Regions from separate parts of the Homo sapiens genome. Here region 1 is linked to region 2. Evidence: chromatin contacts called from ENCODE Hi-C or POLR2A ChIA-PET data. All regions are on one chromosome and are shown on one strand. Each heading gives the region's core, a stretch centred on a gene start or an enhancer-like site at or near the end of the contact. The rest is flanking DNA. Distances are from core to core; before and after follow the strand shown.

Region 1 (6,569 bases), core at 1,181-3,680, 2.8 Mb before region 2:
GCAGAAGCACCTTTCCATAAGACATGCCCACCAGTGTGCCATGGCAGTTTGCCATTGTGATGGTAACACCAGCAGCTACTACTCCTTTCCCAAGGCAATGACCCGACAACCCAGAAGTTACCACCCTTTTCCTAGAAATTTGCATAATCTGCCCTTTAATTTGCATATAATTAAAGTGGGTACAAAGATGACTGCAACCCTGATTACTCCGGGCTCACAGCCTGTGGGGTAGCCCTGCTCTGCGAGGAGCAGGACTTCTGCAACTGCCGCTATGCACTTTCACTTCAGTAAAAGCTACTGTCTAACACCTCCAGCTCGCCCTGGAATTCTTTCCTGGGCAAAACAAAGAACCGTCCCAGGCTGAGCCCCAATTTAGGGCTTGCCTTGCCCTACATCGCATTCATCTACCGAAGGACAATTTGTTGCCTCCCAGTTTCAGCAATCATGAATAAAGCCGCTACAAAGACTTGAGTGTAAGTTTTTGTGTGGACATAAATGTTCAACTCCTTTGGGTAAATAGAGGACCTCAATACCTAGTACCATGTCTGACACATAGTAGATGCTCAATAAAATCTGTCGAATGAATAAATCTCCCTTTGACAGAGGAAACAACTGAGGCTCAGAGAGGGGATACTGCCCATCCCGGACCACACAGATAGGAATGGAGAACCAGATACCAGCACTGGATCCCAAAGTCTGTGCCTCTAACCTCTGTACAACACTGCCTCTTTGAACCACACTAAGCTGCTCCTGGTGCCTCTTAGAGAGTGGCATAATGAGGGCGCTCATGGGCAGGCAGATCACCAGAGACAATAGAGCAGATGGCTGTGTCTGTGGCTCGAGGGAGGAAGTTCCCTCCTGACCTCAGGGAGATCAGCTGAACCCGGAGACAGCTTCCTTCCAGTCATGTGATGCCTCAAAGAGGGGAAAGGGGGCATGATTCATCCCCTCTCCGGGCTGCGGTGGGGCCAGCTAAAGAAAGGGGCTCCATCAGACAGCAGCAGTGACTGCAGTTAGACCACCAGAAAGGACTTCCTGGTCGCCTGAAGAGTGTGAGAAAGTGGCAAAGGACAGGAGGTCCTTTATTTTTTTTAATTTTATTATTATTATACTTTAAATTTTAGGGTACATGTGCACAACGTGCAGGTTTGTTACATATGTATACATGTGTCATGTTGGTGTGCTGCACCCATTAACTCCTCATTTAGCATTAGGTATATCTCCTAATGTTATCCCTCCCCACTTCCCCGACCCCACAACAGTCCCCTGTGTGTGATGTTCCCCTTCCTGTGCCCATGTGTTCTCATTGTTCAATTCCCACCTATAAGTGAGAACATGCGGTGTTTGGTTTTTTGTCCTTGCTATAGTTTGCTGAGAATGATGGTCCTTTAAACAAACGTAGGAGAGGCATTATGAGGACGGTTCCTCCCTGCTGGGGGCAACCCCCCTCAGTGCCCCTCTTCCTTCCTCCAGGAAGAGGCGGGCACCCACTGTGCTGGCATCGTGCCCATATGCAAATCAGCACCCAGGCGCACTGCGGTGAACCCTGAGGTTCATTCTTCCCCATTTGCCAGCCAGCCTCCCATCAACAAAACCCCTGCCCAAGATGAAGAAAGAGCCAGAAAGGTCGGCTGGCTTTCCACGCTCCTTCGGGGAAGCAGTGTGCAGGGACAGAGGCCTCTGGGGTCTGGGAGAAGGGGACCCAGAGCCAAGCACGACGGCAGCAATCAACTCCCCACCCCCACCCCAGCACCAGGGAGCCGGCCGGAAACCGGAAATGCCTGTTACCAGGGCTTGGTTGGGGAGATAGAAAAAAGGGTGGGTGGAGGGGCCCTTTGCGTTCAACCCATCAGCCCCTTCATCAGGCAACCTCAAGCTCCCGAGGGTTCCCAGAGAGGGCGGGTGTGCTGTGCACCCTTTCAAAGCTCCGAAGCAGGGGTGCAGAGTGTGCACGCCTCATCCTAGCCCTCAAACCCTTCTGTGAGGAAGCCCGTCTCTCTTCTGCCCCATCCCCTACCACCCCAGCACACACTCCACTTTTCAGCACCGGTGGGAGGGTCAGGCAGATCTGGTTCGACTCCCAGACCAGCCCGGCAAGTTGAGGGAGCTTGGATGGGATCATTTTGCTTTCCGTTGATTCAATTGACTCATCTGTACGTCGGGAATGAAAATACTTGACCCAATGTTTGCGGTAGAGCCTGGTGTGAAACCCAGCACCCCAGACCCGGTCATGCATTAATTCAGCAAGCATGTGTGGAATGCCTACTGTATGCCAAGCACCAGAACCTAATGGTGATCAAGACAAACAGAGCTCTGCCCTTACAGGGCTTATGTAATCCAGCCAGGAGACAAACACTAAGCAGTCAGCAAGGTGAATAATTGATGATGAGGGTGGTGAGAGGGTGTGCCGGGAAGCACAGAGAGCTATGGGACCTGGTTAAATGCAGGAGGCACCTGGTAAGGCTTTGGGGTGGTACAGGAGAGAATGGTGCCATGCAGGCGACAAAGAGATGGTGAGCGGCTGGGTGCGGTGGCTCACGCCTGTAATCCCAGCACTTTGGGAGGCTGAGGCGGGCGGATCACTTGAGGTCAGGGGTTCAAGACCAGCCTGGGCAACATGGTGAAACCCCGACTGCACACACACACACACACAAAAATTTGCCAGGCGTGGTGACAGGCGCCTGTAATCCCAGCTACTCTGGAGGCTGAGGCAGGAGAATCGCTTGAACCCAGGAGGCGGAGGTGGCAGTGAGCCGAGATCACGCCACTGCACAGCCTGGGCAACAGACCGAGGATGTCTCAAAAAAACAAAAAACAAAACAAAACAAAAAAAAGAAGCTGGGTGTGGTGGCTCATGCCTGTAATCCCAGCACTTTGGGACGCTGAGGTGGGTTGATCACTTGAGGTCAGGAGTTTGAGACGCGCCTGGCCAACATATAGTGAAACCTGTCTCTGCTAAAAATACAAAATTAGCTGGGTGTGGTGGAACACGCCTGTAGTCCCAGCTACTTGGAAAGCAGAGGAAGGAGAATCGCTTGAACCCAGGAGGCAGAGGTTGCAGTGAGCCGAGATCATGCCACTGCACTCCAGCCTGGGCAACAGAGCAAGACCCCATCTCAAAAAAAAAAAATGAGACAGATAGTGAAGCAAAGAAGAGAAGCATGCTGAGCAGCTGGCAGGAACATCACATGGCAGATCCACTTTGGAAAAGTTGGTACGTTTTCCTTGTTATTACTATTATTTTTTTACCTTGCAATTCCAGCACAAAGGAAGAAAAGTTGGTACATTTTCTTCTTATTAAAAAAAAAAATTAAGAAACAGAGCCTCACTATGTCGGTCAGGTTGGTCTCAAACTCCTAGGCTCCAGCAATCCTCCCGCCTCAGTTCCCCAAAGTGCTGGAATGACAGGCATGAGCCGCCGTGACTGGCCTGGTAAGTTTTCTTAAAACATTAAGCATGCACCTATCATACGATATATTCCATTACCAGGCATTTACTCAAGAGAAATGAAAGCACATGTCCATACAAAGACTTGTACAGAATGTTCATAGCAGCTTGATTCTGTTTTCTTTTCTTTCCTTTTTTTTTTTTTTTTTTTTTTGAGACAGTCTCAGTCTGTCACCCAGGCTGGAGTGCAGCCTGGCCCAATCACAGCTCACTGCAGTCTCAAATTCCTGGGCTCAAGCAATCCTCCTGCCTCAGCCTTCCAAAGAGTTAGGACTACAGGCATGTGCCACCATATCCAGCTAGCAACTTGATTCATGATAGCCAAAAGTGCCATCAGTAATTCAAACCTCAACCAAGGGGAACATCACACACTGGGGCCTGTCGGGGGCTGGGGGTTAGGAGAGGGATAGCATTCGGAGAAATACCTAATGTAGATGATGGGTTGATGGATGCAGCAAACCACCATGGCACGTGTATACCTATGTAACAAACCTGCACGTTCTGCACATGTATCCCAGAACTTAAAGTATAGGCCGGGCATGGTGGCTCACGCCTGTAATCCCAGCACTTTGGGAGGCCGAGGTGGGCAGATTATGAGGTCAGGAGTTCGAGACCAGCCTGGTCAACATGGTGAAACCCTGTCTTTACTAAAAATACAAAAAAATTAGCCAGGCGTGGTGGCGCACACCTGTAGTCCCAGCTGTTCGAGAGGCTGAGGCAGAAGAATCGCTTGAACCTGGGAGGCGGAGGTTGCAGTGAGCCGAGATTGCGCCACTGCACTCCAGCCTGGGCGACAGAGCGAGACTCCATCTCAAAAAAACAAAGCGAAACAAACAAAAAAACCTCCATCAAGGGATGAATGGATAAACAAACTGGGGTGCATCCGTACAACAGAATGGTACACTGATACATACAACAACATGGATGAACCAGGACATCATGCTCAGGGAAAGCAGCCAGTCACAGAAGACCACAGATGGTACCATTCCACTTACATAAAACTCCAGGAAATACAAACTAATCGACAGTGACTAACAGCAAATCAGGAGGTACGAGGGAATGAGAGGTGGGAGGAGGGGGAGGCAGGGAGGGGTGGGATGGAGGAAACTTTGAGGGGCAATGGATATGATCCATTGATTTCAAGGCTGGGTTCATAGTTGCACACATATGTCAAAATTTATCAAATCAGGCCAGGTTCAGTGGCACACACCTGTAATCCCAGCTACTCAGGAGGCTAGGGTAGGAGGATCGCTTGAGTCCAGGAGTTCAAGGCCAGTCTGGGCAACATAGGGAGACCCTGATTCTTTCTTTTTTCCCCCTTCTTTTGGGTGGGGGGGGGAAGGGGAGAAACAGGGTCTCACTCTGTCACCCAGACTGGAGTGCAGTGGTGCAATCCTGGCTCACTGCAGCCTCGACTTCCTGGGTTCAAATGATCCTCCCATCTCAGCCTCCCAAGTAGCTGGGACTACAGGCACATGCCACTATGACCAGCTAATTATTTTATTTATTTATTTATTTATTTATTATTTATTAGAGATGAGGCTGGTCTCACCATGTTGCCCAGGCTGATCTCGATCTCCTAAACTCAAGCAATCCTCCCACACCAGCTTCCCAAAGGGGCGAGATTACAGGCTTCAGGCACCATGCCCTGCCAAGACCGTTTCTGAAAACAAATCTAGAAATTAAAGAAAAAATTGTTTACCAAATCATATATTTTTTTTTGAGACAGAGTCTCACTCTGTTGCCCAGGCTGGAGTGCAATGATGCGATCTCCGCTCACTGCAACCTCCGCCTCCCAGGTTCAAGCGATTCTCCTGCCTCCACCTCCTGAGTAGCTGGGATTATAGGTGCGTGCCACCATGCCTGGCTAATTTCTGTATTTTTAGTACAGACAGGGTCTCACCATGTTGGCTAGGCTGGTCTTGAACTCCTGGCCTCAAGTGATTTGCCCACCTCGGCCTCCCAAAGTGCTGGGATTACAGCGTGAGCCACCGCGCCCCACCAATGTATTTTAAATATGTAATTTACTGTATGTCAATATAGCTGGTTTTTTTTTTTTTAAGTCAGCAGGATACTGGCTGCCCTGCTGTGTCTTTCCCCTAAAACTAGGTGCATAGGATGACTATCAGCTTAGGGAGTGGGTGGGGGAGGATGGGGTGGAAAATAAGGAAATAATGTAAACCATCATTGGTCAATAATGCAAAATACAGTCTTAGTCATATTTTTGCTCCTACTCTTTTTTTTTTTTTTTTTTTAGACGGAGTTTCACTCTTGTTGCCCAGGCTGGAGTGCAATGGCGCGATCTTTCACTCTTGTTGCCCAGGCTGGAGTGCAATGGCACGATCTCGGCTCACAACAACCTCTGCCCCCGGGGTTCAAACAATTCTCCTGCCTCAGCCTCCTGAGTAGCTGGGATTACAGGCATGCGTCACCACGCCCAGCTAATTTTGCAGTTTTAGTAGAGACTGGGTTTTACTATACTGGTGAGGCTGAGTCTCGAACTCCCAACCTCAGATGATCCGCCCGCCTTGGCCTCCCAAAATGCTGGGATTACAGGCATGAGCCACTGTGCCCGGCCATTTTGCTCCTACTCTTGATAAAACATAGTGAATGAGAGATAAATTTGTATTCTTTGTAATTCAAACTATTCTTACTTTAGAGTGTGAAGGGGGTAAAAAGGCTCCAAGCAAAGGGAGTAGCAGGTGAGAGGGCTTTGATCATTCAGACACTCCTTCATTCACTATGCAATTTTTTTTTTTTTTTTTTTGATACTGAGTCTCACTCTGTCACCCAGTCTGGAGTGCAGTGCTGCAATCTCGGCTCACAGCAATCTCCGCCTCTTGAGTTCAAGTGATTCTCCTGCCTCAGCCTCCTGAGCAGCTGGGATTATAGGCACCTGCCACCATGCCTGGCTAATTTTTGTATTTTTAGTGGAGACAGGGTTTTGTCACGTTGGCTGGGCTGGTCTCCTGACCTCAAGTGATCCACCCGTCTCGGCCTCCCAAAGTGCTGGAATTACAGATGTGAGCCACCGTGCCTGGCCAAATATGCAAATATTTATTGAGCACCTACTATACACCCAGTACTGGTCTAGGTGCTGGAGATACAGCTATGAACCAAAG
Region 2 (7,257 bases), core at 1,551-4,050:
GCGGGCAGATCACGAGGTCAGGGGTTCAAGACCAGCCCGGCCAACATGGTGAAACCCCTGTCTCTACTAAAAACACAAAAAAATTACCCGGGTGTGGTGGCAGGCGCCTGTAATCCCAGCTAATCGGGAGGCTGAGGCAGGTGAATCGCTTGAATCGGGTGGCGGAGGCTGCAGTGAGCTGAGACCGCACCACTGCACTCCAGCGTGGCAACAGAGCGAGACTTGGTCTTAAAAAAAAAAAAAAAAAAAAAAAAAAAGGCAGTGTCGAGAGGCCTGCACTGGCGACTGTCGGTCAGCAGGGGCCGCTACTGCGGTCTCTGAGCTCTCCTGGCGCCGCAGCAGGCGCATGCGCAGCGGAGCTTCTCTGCAGAGGTGAATTTTTTTATTGGTCCCCACCCTAAAAGACCCAGCGTATATTTATTATTGTACTTATTACAGCTGACCTGGTTGTGGCTGCTTGTGGTACTCCAGGATTCTGCTCTTCATGGATGTGGGGATGACAGTGGGAGAGATCCTTCCCTGCCAACACCTGGCTCCATCCCTGCAGTTATGGGGTTGAAAATTCCCCTTTTTCCCTTAAGCTCTCCCCCTAGTTCTTTAAATTACATGATGTTAGAATTTTTCAATAAGCAACCCATGCACTTGAGAAGAAATTCAACCCCTCTTTTATTAAGTTCCGGGATACCTGTGAACAGCCCCCCCTCCTTTTTTTTTTTTTTTTTTTTTGAGACAGAGTCTTACTCTCAGTCGCACAGGCTGGAGTGCATGCAGTGCCGTGATCTCGGCTCACTGCAACCTCTGCCTCTCGGGTTCAAGCGGTTCTCCTGCCTCAGCCTCCAAAGTAGCTGGGATTTCAGGCGTTCACTACCACGCCGGGCTAATTTTTTTATTTTTAGTAAAGACGGGGTTTCTCCATATTGGGTAGGCTGGTCTCGAACTCCTGACTTCAGGTGATTTGCCTGCCTCGGCCTCCCAAAGTGCTGGGATTACAGGCGTGATCCACCGCAAGCAGCCTAACCCCTCTTTAATTTTTAAAATTTTTAAAAATTTTTTTGAGACGGAATCTCGCTCTGTCGCCAGGCTGGAGAGCAGTGGCGCGATCTCGGCTAACTGCAACCTCCGCCTCTCGCCTGACACCTCTTTTAATGAAAACCTTTCCATTACATCTCTGAAATGCTCCCACTTTGCACGGAAAAAACGGCTGCGAAGCCCCCAATAGGAAACGCAACACGTAGCAGGTGCTCAGTGCATTTAAAAATTTTGAAGAATTTTATTATTAATAATGCGAAACTGACTACCCCTCTGCTAAAAACTCATGCCCCAAATGGCGCATGCGCTTGACTTGCAACTTAACTAAACGCGTCACAGGTACAGGTGTAGGTGGTTAGGGACCCCGGGCGCTCCCATCTGCTCCCTGCCGCGCCCTCTGCCTTTCAGAGCCTCAATCCTTTCGGAAGATACTTTTCAGTTTTCCACTGGGTTAAATGGTGATAGGAAGAGCAATCATCCGTTAAATGAAACCCAAGGTTGAGACAGCGCTTTGTAAAGCAAAGTGCCCGAAGCATTCGTGAGGGGGAGGAGTGTACAGGTTTATTTTAGAGTCCAGGCTGGAATTTGCATTGCTTTTTGTGGATCCACACCTCCCCCTCTCCCAGCCCAGGAAAAGCACTGCAGTGGCTCTCCTGTTTCACAAAGTGAGTTTAAGGAAAGATGTACCGCAGGGGGTTCATTTGCACTGTGAGAACATCATTCATGCAAGAAATGCTGAGTACCTACTATGTGCTAAACAGCGGGTTGGGCTTTTCATAAGGGATAGAGTTACACAATTGAATGCCAATTCATGAGATATGAAATACATTCAACTGTTTCTTAGGGTCAGATTAGGACACAAATGCTAAACAGTCTTCCTGCGCCTCCCCCTGGAGAGGAAATGAAATAGAAAATGAAATTGTGCCAGTAAACCGCTTAGCCGGGTGCCTGGGACATGGCAAACCAGTCCTGAAATAAATAACTGTTTTATTAATAGCAATCTTAGCTAATTAAAATAGATAGCGTTTATTGAGCGTTGGGTATCAGGCACGGTCCTAATTCTTTTAGATGTCTTTAGTTCGTTTCACTCTCCCCCAAACAATAGGGTGGTATTGATCACCTCCGAGCAGGTGAAATTGAGGCACAGAGAAATCCTAGTAGCTGGTAGAAGAACACGCAGTGTGGTCAAGCTAGCAAGGTGTTTGGTCCACTGCTATATCTACAAAACCCCTAACAATGCCTGGTGTATAGATGCTCAGTATGCATTTGTGGGATCAGTGATTCCGATGCCTGCTTCTTATAAAGTTTTTATTTAGAAATAATTACAGGTAAGGAGTTGCAAAAACAGTATAGTGGTCGCGAGTGTCCTTTTTCCCTCGGCTTCTCCCAGGGGTATCGTCTTACGTAACAATGTCCAAACAGGGAAATTGACTTGGGTATAATCCACAGACTCTATTCACCTTGTAAATTGGTTTTAATAGAAGTACTGGACAACTTGTAAGCTAATATCGTTGCTATGGTTCTCGTTCTCAGCTAAAACGGCGCTCTTTACTTTGTGCACCTGAACACTGCACACCGAGGGCGACCACCGCCCCCGAGATGCCCAGCTTCTATTCTAGAGCGCCGCGCCGGCGCCGAATGGGTTAACGGGCGGGGGGACACGCCTCCGTGCGCTTGCGCGGCGTCCCTTCGCCCCGCCTTCGCAGCGCAGTCACATGACCCGCCCAACCGGCGTCCGCCTATAAAAAGCTGAGTGTTGACGTCAGCGTTCTCTTCCGCCGTCGTCGCCGCCATCCTCGGCGCGACTCGCTTCTTTCGGTTCTACCTGGGAGAATCCACCGCCATCCGCCACCATGGTGAGTAACCCTGCCTCGCTGGTGCCCCGGAGCGGCGGCGGGGCCTCCGCGGGGCCTACGCTGCCTAGCCTGGGACGCTGGGGCCCCCCGTGCCAGGAGGAGACGTAGCGGCGGCGGGGCCGGAGGACCCGGGGCTGGGGAAGCGGCCGCCGCCATGTCTGTGCGCCGCGCTGTTCACCGAGCCCTTTCTCCGTTTCCGAGGGCGCCATAACCTTGCCCAGACCTGGTTGGAGCTGGGTTGTTAGCGGGGATGGGGGTGGGGAATGATGATGTGGCAGGCGTAGTAATGGCGGGCACCGCGGTGGAAGCGGGGAGACAGGGAGGCGCCTTATGTAACCCGCGGGCCGCGAGTTTGAGATCGATTTTCTGCCGGGGGACTAGGGGCGGCAGGGAATGGCAGAACGAGCAAAGCGACACCTGAAAGGCTCCCCTTTTCCTTCCAAATACCTTCTCCTGATGCTGTTAATCGTCGACCTTAGGCACTTGTCCTTCCTATGACTCCCAGATGTACAAAGACTCTTATTGAGACACGAGGTGTAGGCTTGTGGCAGTTAGGGCCGTTCCGGCTCCCCGTTATTTCCTGGGGTGGGTGGCCTTGTCTGATCCCGTTTGCCAAGGGGTGACCTTGCATTTTATGATGAAGCTTCTTGCTCGGGGAAGTTTGGGTGGCCCGGTGACAACGTGGAGGGGGCTTTAGGAGAGGATTCATCCCTTACGTGTTTGGCCCCAAATGAGACTTTAGTATTTGTACCTGGTATCAAGGAAATCTGTTGACACTCAGTTTTATTCCTGAGCACTTTTATTTCTGGGTTGTCAATCATGAATGACACCTATTAACGGTGGTTCCTTGGAGATTGCGGGGTGGCTCTTAAGGGGTGTTAGGCTGGCAAGATTCGGTGGGCTTGGGGCACCCCAGCACCAACCCCCTCCTGGCCTTGGGCATGCTGGTTCGTTTGGACTGAACGCTCCGTGCCATGCTGTGTTCCTGGAAATCACGAGCTGGTCTGAGCCTCCTTGTCTTGCCCAGGTGAACTTCACGGTAGACCAGATCCGCGCCATCATGGACAAGAAGGCCAACATCCGCAACATGTCTGTCATCGCCCACGTGGACCATGGCAAGTCCACGCTGACAGACTCCCTGGTGTGCAAGGCGGGCATCATCGCCTCGGCCCGGGCCGGGGAGACACGCTTCACTGATACCCGGAAGGACGAGCAGGAGCGTTGCATCACCATCAAGTCAACGTGAGCTCCCTGTGCCCTCTGTACCCAGGCAGGGAGGTGCTGGCCTGGCAGCTGGAGGCCACTGGGCCAGGGTGCGCGGGGAGAGACTTGGCAACGTCTCTTTCCCCTGGTTTCTTAATTCATGGGAGAATGAGTGAGGTTCAGTCCAGCGAGACAGGATGGAGAGGCACAGGGATTCGGGGTACTGCGAGCTGGAAGGTTTTCTTGAGGAGGGGGCTTAACTCCGTGGTTCTCCCTCCCTGGGGGACTTGCCCCCACTCCTACAATATCTGGAGAGGTTTGGCTGTCACACCTGGGAGGGGAGGGTGTTCTAGTGCTTGGGACGCTGGGAAGCTCCTGTGTTGCACTGGATGATGTTCATTCCATGTCAGTTTCTGGCCCCGATATGAGTAGGGGGAGCGCAGAGTACGGTGACCCCAACTGCTTTTTGTCCTGGGTTGGTACATTGGTGAGGGACTCTGGCTAAGGCTCTTCATTTCCCCTGGAGCAGGGGCAGAAGTGAGGAGGGGAGGGTCGGAGTCTCTGGAGGCTTTTGCCGTCCTGCTGGGTCTTTTAGTTGCTACTTTGAGTCAGGTGTGATGAATCTTGGGACCAAGTCGGTGGGGCAGGATGTCTGGTCAGGAGGGCTCTGAGGATCTGGCTATGGGGCTGGTACCAGGAGTTCCCTGTCATGGGGGTGGCATGTCTCGGACAGAGGCAAAGGACAAGGGTGGGTTGGCTCTTGTGGGAGCCTCTCCAGGGATGAGTCATGGAGGGAGGAGCAGCCTGGCTTCTGACAGCATCCCAGACTCCCTGGGCCAGGTGTGTGGCTCCTGTCCCCCTGACGAGTCCCTCCCTCCATCAGTGCCATCTCCCTCTTCTACGAGCTCTCGGAGAATGACTTGAACTTCATCAAGCAGAGCAAGGACGGTGCCGGCTTCCTCATCAACCTCATTGACTCCCCCGGGCATGTCGACTTCTCCTCGGAGGTGACTGCTGCCCTCCGAGTCACCGATGGCGCATTGGTGGTGGTGGACTGCGTGTCAGGTAAGCAGTGGGTCCCCCTGAGGCACGGCCTGGAACCGGGGGCCATCCTTGCTTGAGGATGACAGCGCCGCCCTGTCCCCCGTGTCCCCAGGCGTGTGCGTGCAGACGGAGACAGTGCTGCGGCAGGCCATTGCCGAGCGCATCAAGCCTGTGCTGATGATGAACAAGATGGACCGCGCCCTGCTGGAGCTGCAGCTGGAGCCCGAGGAGCTCTACCAGACTTTCCAGCGCATCGTGGAGAACGTGAACGTCATCATCTCCACCTACGGCGAGGGCGAGAGCGGCCCCATGGGCAACATCATGGTACGGCCCTCCCTAGCTGGGTGGTGGGCTTGCCGCAGCGGGATCTGCAGGAGCCGGTGGGGAGTGGAGTTGAGCTGAGGGGGACTGGAAGTGTGTTTTTGCCAGGAATGTTGGGTGACAGAGAAGGGGGCTGGAATGTTTTCATCCGACTTGACCCAGCCCTTGATCTTTGGGCAGCTGGAAGAGACGAGCTCAGGGAACGCTGCCCTGGGTGGTGGAGGGGCTGGCCCCCCTATTCGTGATGACTGATCATTTCTTCACTTTGACCAGATGTCTACTGAAGAAAGCCTGCGTCTGAGGCCCATGCCCAAGGCGCCCAGCCCGTAGCTTCAGGCTCTGCGCAGGGGCCCTCACGGCTGCTTCTCGTTTCTCACACTTCCAGATCGATCCTGTCCTCGGTACCGTGGGCTTTGGGTCTGGCCTCCACGGGTGGGCCTTCACCCTGAAGCAGTTTGCCGAGATGTATGTGGCCAAGTTCGCCGCCAAGGGGGAGGGCCAGTTGGGGCCTGCCGAGCGGGCCAAGAAAGTAGAGGACATGATGAAGAAGCTGTGGGGTGACAGGTGAGCCCCGCGGGATATGGTGGGGGATTCCTGACACCTGGGGGTAGTGGCAGCGACGTAGGGGCGTGGTGTGCTATTCACAGCGTGGCTCAAGCCCACCAGGTCTTGCCCAAGCATGTCCCCTTGGCGACCACCCTCCCCAAGTCATCCCCTGGAGACCCTAACTTGATTTGGCTTGGCCTCTCCTTGCCAGGTACTTTGACCCAGCCAACGGCAAGTTCAGCAAGTCAGCCACCAGCCCCGAAGGGAAGAAGCTGCCACGCACCTTCTGCCAGCTGATCCTGGACCCCATCTTCAAGGTGAGTGAGGGCTGCGCCAGGCACCCCGCCGATGCGACTATTGGCCCTCGGCCCTGTGGGCTCCGGCCGGTAGCCTGTCGGCTGACTGGGCCCGTCTCCTTGTGGGGCAGATGCGAGATGGGAGGAGGCACAGCTCCTAACTGAGGTGGAGTCAGGGCTCCTCTCTTAAGATCTGGACTGCATAGCCAGAGCCTTGGGACCTCTCCTGCATTGAGGGGGTTGAATAACTTGTGGCTTTGGCGGTTCAGTGCTTGTAAGTCAGAACTTGGGTCCTTGTCTGAGTCAGAGTGGGCTTTTTCCTCTGCTCCACCACGAGGTTTCCTCCAGCTCCCGATCCGCTCAGCTGGCTGGGCCCGTGGTAGGCAGGCCAGGCCTGCTCCTGCTCCCGTGCTGCGTCCCCCTGCGCTGACCTGAGTCTTCCAAGCAGGAAGCAGTGCCAGGCTTCCTCCTGCTGTTCCCAAATGGGCTTTCTTGTTTCTTGGTGGGGAATGTAGGTGTTTGATGCGATCATGAATTTCAAGAAAGAGGAGACAGCAAAACTGATAGAGAAACTGGACATCAAACTGGACAGCGAGGACAAGGACAAAGAAGGCAAACCCCTGCTGAAGGTGCGGCCTGGGCCCAGCCCTCGGGGTGGAGGGAACACAGGCTGCTGTTTCCGGATGCTCTGACAGCCCAGGCCTGGGGGCTGAAGTCCTCAGCTGGGCAGGGACAGCTGCTGCCCCTTTCGCTTTAGACTCTGGGTGCTGCTGGAGACACATCCCAGCAGCCAGCCCCATCCGGGACAGGTGTGGGTGAGGGCCTTGGCAGGAGTGTGCATGGCCTTTGCCGCCTTCCAGAAGGGACTGTGCTTTGGAGAACGTTAGTCCTGACTTTGGCTTCCTTGGCTTCAAGAGAGGAAGCGTGTACGGGGTGGGGCCATCCTGGGCTCCCCAGGTGTC

Evidence for each region. Hi-C counts contacts between places; a loop is a spot of excess contacts on that map. ChIA-PET counts read pairs that join two places held with the same protein, here RNA polymerase II (POLR2A). Pooled maps may share reads with other maps.
Region 1: a loop to region 2 is called in a map with no recorded cell type, with 11 times the contacts of the local background. The contact joins the enhancer-like site here to the promoter of EEF2 in region 2. A Hi-C loop is called at or near these places in 1 of 37 single-sample maps with no recorded cell type and 1 of 50 pooled maps. POLR2A ChIA-PET finds 5 or more read pairs at or near these places in 1 of 52 experiments (activated CD4-positive, alpha-beta T cell).

Annotation. Positions count from the first base shown.
Region 1 is chr19:6,796,877-6,803,445 of GRCh38, reverse strand. All of the region lies in intron 1 of VAV1 (vav guanine nucleotide exchange factor 1), which reads right to left. Among named protein-coding and RNA genes, the nearest start is that of VAV1, 27 kb to the right of the region's middle. RefSeq lists enhancers at 252-471, 1,354-1,423, 1,214-1,734. Within about 2 kb of position 2,430, at least 27 of the 41 ENCODE cell types and tissues checked have a DNase peak (open chromatin) inside an H3K27ac peak, as active enhancers do.
Region 2 is chr19:3,981,006-3,988,262 of GRCh38, reverse strand. It overlaps EEF2 (eukaryotic translation elongation factor 2), which reads left to right and starts at 2,800. Exons shown (of 15, transcript NM_001961.4): 1 at 2,800-2,885; 2 at 3,913-4,127; 3 at 4,972-5,153; 4 at 5,245-5,456; 5 at 5,839-6,017; 6 at 6,211-6,316; 7 at 6,811-6,924. The coding sequence starts at 2,883. SNORD37 (small nucleolar RNA, C/D box 37) reads left to right here and starts at 5,691; the gene lies at 5,691-5,756. RefSeq lists enhancers at 1-46, 47-548, 2,565-2,614, 3,870-4,089, 3,383-4,234 and 1 more and a silencer at 2,895-3,004.